Regions from separate parts of the Homo sapiens genome. Here region 2 is linked to region 1. The links are chromatin contacts, found by Hi-C or POLR2A ChIA-PET in ENCODE. All regions are on one chromosome and are shown on one strand. The core of a region is the stretch at or near the end of the contact, and the rest is flanking DNA. Distances in the headings are between cores, read along the strand shown. Region 1 overlaps WWP2 (WW domain containing E3 ubiquitin protein ligase 2). Region 2 overlaps WWP2 (WW domain containing E3 ubiquitin protein ligase 2).

Region 1 (2,795 bases), core at 124-2,623:
TGGATGGGGTTCGAGACTAGCCTGGGCAACATAGTGAGACCCTCTACAAAAAATAGGAAAATTAGCCAGGTGTGGTTGTCCACACCTGTAGTCCCAGCTACTCAGGAGGGTGAGGCAGGAGGATTACCTGAGCTTTGGTGGTCGAGGATGCAGTGAACTGTGATCATGCCACTGTACTCCAGCCTGGGTGACAGAGTGGGACCCCTGTCTCTTTATTTTTTGTTATTATTATTTTTTTGAGATGGAGTCTCACTCTGTTGCCCAGGCTGGAGTGCAGTGGTGCATCTCAGCTCACTGCAACCTCCGCCTCCTGGGTTCAAGTGATTCTCCTGCCTCCGCCTCCTGAGTAGCTGGGATTAAAGGCATGTGCCACTGTGCTTGGCTAATTTTTTTGTATTTTTAGTAGAGATGGGATTTCACCATGTTGGCCAGGCTGGTCTTGAAATCCTGATCTTAAGTGATCCACCCACCTCAGCCTCCCAAAGTGTTGGGATTACAGGCGTGAGCCACCGCTCTTGGCCCCCTGTCTCTTAAAAAAAAAAAAAAATAGGACCACACGTATTGTATATTGTGGCCTTGAAAAAACTGTCTTAATTGTGACTACTCCTCCCCAGCATTCCCTGTTTCTCTTCTCTGCTTTATTTTCTTGTAAGCGGTTCTCCCCATATACTACTGTTTATTTTGTTTATTTTTCTCATTCATTGTCCTCCACAAATAGAATGTAAGGTCTATGGGGGCAGGCGTTTTGTGAATTTTGTTCACTTTTGTGTACCTACAACACAAAACCATGAATACATGCATATACACACACACACACACACACACACACACACACGACGTTGAAAGAGTGACTTTCTCCTCTAATTACTGAGGATGAACGTCTTTTCCTGTGACTTAGGTCTTTGCAGCCAGTGTCCGGCTCACCTCGGAGGCTGACAGCAGGACCAGTGTGGTGCGTGCTGCCCACTCCGGCGAGGCTATGGGCTGAGCCCAGTTCCAGCCGCCAAATGCAAGCCGTTGTTTCATTTTGCCCTGATCGAGTTGCAGTTACATCAGCGACTACTGTTTTTTTGATTGGCACCAGATGCCAGGCTTTGGGATTTCAGGCTGTCTTTAGCGGTCTCTGAAAAGCCCTCTGTGTGTCGCTTTCTATCATCCTGCACCTCAGGCAGATATGCCCAGGCCAGAACCTCAAGGAATTCCCAAAGATGCCAAAAGCAACCCCCTCCCTCAGCCCCACACCCTCAACTTCTCAAAGTTGCAGCCGGGGCCCTTTTCCTGGCTTTGGTATCAGCTGAGAGCTGTTGGAAAGAAAAGGTCCTTTTAGCCACAAGTTTCAAAAAGTAAACACGGAGGCCCTGCAACGAATGTTCCAACAATCCTGCACCCTGTGTCACTGAGTGCTGGCTGAGAGGCTGCCTTGTGGAGCCTCACCTGAAGAGAGAAGAAAAGCTCTCTGTCAGGATTCCCTTCCCCTGGTCCAGGCTGCTGCCTCCAGAGTGTTCTGTGAGGTGTCGGCTTTGGAAGTCGGTCAGCCTCGTGGGAACACATATTTGAGCAAAGGGTGATTCTGCTCCAAATGCTGAATGCTGGCCAAGGCCTTTCCTCTTACTCCTTTTCTACAGGTATATTGTGACTGTTTGCATTTTAGTCTGCAGTAGGTGGCCAAGACATTTTTTCTCCCCTTTCTTTTCTTTCTTACTTTTTTTTTTTTTTTTTTGTAGAGATGTAGTCTCACTGTGTCAGGCTGGTCTCAAACTCCTGGCCTCAAGCAATCCTCCCATCTCGGCCTCCCAAAGAGCTGGGATTATAGGCGTGAGCCACCATGCCCGGCTATTTTTCTTTGTTTTGTTTTTTTTTTAAATAAGAAACAGGGTCTTACTCTGTCACCCTGGCTAGCGTGCAGTGCCATCATAGCTCAGTGTAGCCTCAAACTTCTGGCTTTAAACGATCCTCCCACCCCAGCCTCCCGAGTAGCTAAGACCAGAAATGCACACCACTATGCCCAGCTTTTTTGTATTTTTTGTAGAGACAGGGTCTCCCTTTGTTGCCTGAGCTGGTCTCAAACTCGTGGGCTCAAGCGATCCTTCCACCTCAGCCTCCCATAATGCTGGAGTTACAGGTATGAGCCATCATGCCTGACCCCTGCTTTTCTTTCCTTCTTAGACTTAAGAGTTTCTTCGTGTTGGGTCAGGGTTTTGTGTGAGAGTTTCTTTCTTCTCTGTAGGGCATTTTCTTAGGATCATGAGCCTTGCTTGTAGCAGGGGCAGGGCCTGACGCTGATTTATCAGCTTTCGTGCAGTAAGCACCTTTGAATTCCGAGCTAGAGGCTGGCGCTGAAGTGGTGAACAGCAGACAGCATCCCTGTCCTCCTGGAATTTAGACTCTAGAGAGGAAAACAGAAAGTCGAACAAATGGTGCAAACTATTCCAGTTGTGACAGATGCGATGGAGCAAAGTACAGGATGATCTGGGAATGCATCATGGGAGACTTTGCCTGGCCTGGGTGGGGTGTGTGTGTGTGTGTGTTTGTGTGTGTGTGTTCATGCATGTGTGTTTATCAAGGAAGGCTTCCTGGAGGAAGTGACACCTGGACACCAGAAAGAGAAAAAGGAATCGTCTAGAGGAACAAGAGAAAATCATTTTAGGTGGAGGGAACAGCATGTGGGAAGCTTTGAGGCAGGAACAAGCTGGTTGCTGTCAAGTCACACAGGAGGCCAACGGCAGGGAGGAGGCAGGTGCTAGATCAGTGCTGTCCAATAGAAACAGAATTTGAGGTGTGTGTATAATTTAGAA
Region 2 (2,920 bases), core at 380-2,879, 69 kb after region 1:
TCTTGCCATCCTTTAGTTCAGTCAGATGGCGTGGTGGCTCACGTGCCAATCAATTCCATTGCTTTGGGAGGCTGGGGTGGGAGGATCACTTGAGGCCAGGAGTTTGAGACCAGCCTGGGCAATATAGTGATATCCTGCCTACACACACACACACACACACACACACACACAAATGTGGGCACAGTGACCTGTGCCTGTAGTCGTAGCTACTGGGGAGGCCAAGGTGGGAGGATTGCTTGAGCCAGGAGTTAGAGGCAGCAGTGAGCTATGATCACACCACTGTACCCCAGCCTGGACTATGAAGCGAGACCCCTGTCTCAAAAATAAAAATTAAATCTGACAGCAAAGACCTTGGATGATAAGAAGACAGCCCCTGTAAGCCAAAGGGAAGTTCAAGTTTGGTTATATGGTGAGTGGAGATTATAAGCATGGACCTGTGAATCAGACAGCTCTGGGTTTGAATCCCCCCACCATGTGACCTTGGCCGAATGACTTAGCCTCTTGATAAGGTGGAGATAATCATCATACATATCTCCCCAGGAAGTTAAGGGACTCAAATAAGATGGTGAACATGAAGCCCTCACTGATTGGTGGGTGTTACACCTGGTAAGTGATATTTTCCGAGTGGTTGTGAAGGGGCCCTAAAGGAAGGGCATGCTTCTGAACCGGGAGGTGAAGTCCCTTCTTCGCAGCTCTGATCATGGTTGGGGCCAGTTTTCACTGCCTCTCCTGGTTATCAGTTTGGTGTGGAGGAAACCCACATCTGTGTCACTCTAGTTGCTGGTGATCTGGTTGACGATGACTTGGTGGTGTGTATCCTGTGAACCGTTGTGATTCATAAAGGAAAAAAGAAGGGTGTAAGGCCTCTTACTTGACTACAAGGTGCTGTATTATTCTTTTTTTCACTCCCTTATCCCATCTCTTTATTCTATTATTAAGCCACTTTCATTGTTGTTGTTGTTGTTTGAGACAGGGTCTCACTCTGTTGCCCAGGCTGGAGTGCAGTAGTACAGTCTTGGCTCACTGCAGCCTTGACTTCCTGGGCTCAAGCGATTCTTCCACCTCAGCTTCCCAAGTAGCTGGGACTACAGGCGTGCACCACCATGCCTGGATAATTTTTTTTTTTTTTTTTTGTAGAGACAGGGTTTTGCCATGTTGCCCAGGCTGGCTTAAGCCACTTTCAAAAACCCAGTTGTCAAAACAAAAATCTTTTATCGGAAGGCACATGTGACCTTTACTACGTACGTATTGTTTTCCTAGCATGCGCCACGCTACCTAACTCCCGTCTGTTCAGAAAGTCCTGTTCCACATACCTTTGTACCTCAAACCTGGAGAGAATTGGCAGGATTGAGAGGCAGCTCTGGGATGTTTTTTTGTGAGGTTTTTGATTTTAGTGAAGGTTAAAGTGAAAAGCTCACTAATCAATTGCTTTGTGTCCAGCTACTCCCTATAGAGATATTTCTCTTTTGTATGTGGTAAGGAATACTCGAAAGACCTTTGTTTGGTTTGTAATTTCAAGCCTGTATGTTATAATTTGGGGGGAACAATGCAGAATCATGTTGGCAGAAAGGAGAGAAAATGGCCGCCTGTGTCCCCAGTGAGCTGTTTGTTTTCTTTCCGCTGAGCGAATGCCTGGAAGGCCGGCCTCACTCCTGTGTCAGTCACAGGCAATTAGGGCTAATGGCTCAACATGTCTTTATGTAGGGCGTGTGTGAGGGTTACTGTTCTCGGGGATTGGGCACTTCCTGTTTCCAGGCAGCTGGAAAACTCCAGGCTCTGAAAACGCTCTTTATTCTAAGTCTGGCAGATCGAGCAGCCCAGGGAAGCCGATTCCCCTCCCTCATCCTGCCAGAGGCTGAAACACGTTTCTGAGGTAGAGCCTAAACAGCATCTTTTCCTTGGGGCATTTAGAACGTGATGAGGGCCACATGTGGGCCTGGGGAGGCTGCTCCCCACTTGAACATGTACGATGGTCCAGAGAAGGGTGTCGGAGACCCAATTTTCCAACCCAGATGGCTTCCACGTGCTCTTCTCTAAGATGGCTAGGAGGGCTCTGTGGGCTGACTCGGGGCCTGGAGATCGTCAGCCACCTACCTGGAGACTGACTAGCACTGCTGAGTGTCTAAGAGGGAGCATGGCAGGCTTTTGGTTGGCTGATGGAAGCCAGAGAGAGTACTATTTCTGCCAGCGATCCTTCCAGTTCATAGGCCTGCCAGCCCCACCCCAGTTTACTTAAAAGTTTAGGAGATCCAGGCAAGGCGGGTTATTAATTTACCCCTGGTGTTCCAGAGTCAGGGGACCAATGAGAGAAGGAAATCTGTCATTTCTAATTCCAATACCAACAAAGGGTGTGTTGTGGCAAAGGGATTGGAGTGCTATCTCTTAGGAACTGCATCTTCTTGAGTTTGCAGAATGCCTTTATCTTTTATGAGGATATATAAATGCAGCAGCTGAATTGAGTATCTACTAGTGCCCAAGTTCTATATTCGAGGTTTTACACTGTTGATTCTTTCATTAGACAGAATATCTGTTACTATTTAAGAGACAGCAGGTCAGGTACTGGGTATGGCAGATGCAGTGCTAAACAAGAAATGGTTCTTGCTACCAGACTGTTTCATGATGCGTGCCCTGGTCACTCAGTTCTCCCCCTGGCTCGACTCAGCCATTCCCTTGGCTGCCTCTGGGATCTGATGCTAAGTCCATATCTGCCTCTTGAGCCCAGTTCTCTCCTGACTCACTACCTGGACAGTTCCATGTAGCTATCTCAACCCAACAGAACTTATCATCTTACCCATCCCATCCGGGCTAGAACCTGGTCCCCCTCCTGGGAATGGTGCCACCATTTGCCCAGGTGACCTTCAAGTCATACATCTTTCCCCTGACCCTGACATCCGTTCAGTCATCAAGCCCTGCCTCTGGG

Evidence for each region. Hi-C counts contacts between places; a loop is a spot of excess contacts on that map. ChIA-PET counts read pairs that join two places held with the same protein, here RNA polymerase II (POLR2A). Pooled maps may share reads with other maps.
Region 2: a loop to region 1 is called in a map of IMR-90, with 2.3 times the contacts of the local background. The contact joins two enhancer-like sites. A Hi-C loop is called at or near these places in 3 of 168 maps with a recorded cell type or tissue (IMR-90 and endothelial cell of hepatic sinusoid) and 4 of 50 pooled maps. POLR2A ChIA-PET finds 5 or more read pairs at or near these places in 3 of 52 experiments (A549, H1 and WTC11).

The regions. Positions count from the first base shown.
Region 1 is chr16:69,820,023-69,822,817 of GRCh38, forward strand. The region is part of intron 4 of WWP2 (WW domain containing E3 ubiquitin protein ligase 2); the gene reads left to right. Among named protein-coding and RNA genes, the nearest start is that of WWP2, 59 kb to the left of the region's middle. Within about 2 kb of position 1,374, at least 10 of the 41 ENCODE cell types and tissues checked have a DNase peak (open chromatin) inside an H3K27ac peak, as active enhancers do.
Region 2 is chr16:69,889,007-69,891,926 of GRCh38, forward strand. All of the region lies in intron 8 of WWP2 (WW domain containing E3 ubiquitin protein ligase 2), which reads left to right. Among named protein-coding and RNA genes, the nearest start is that of MIR140, 43 kb to the right of the region's middle. RefSeq lists an enhancer at 1,642-2,165. Within about 2 kb of position 1,630, at least 22 of the 41 ENCODE cell types and tissues checked have a DNase peak (open chromatin) inside an H3K27ac peak, as active enhancers do.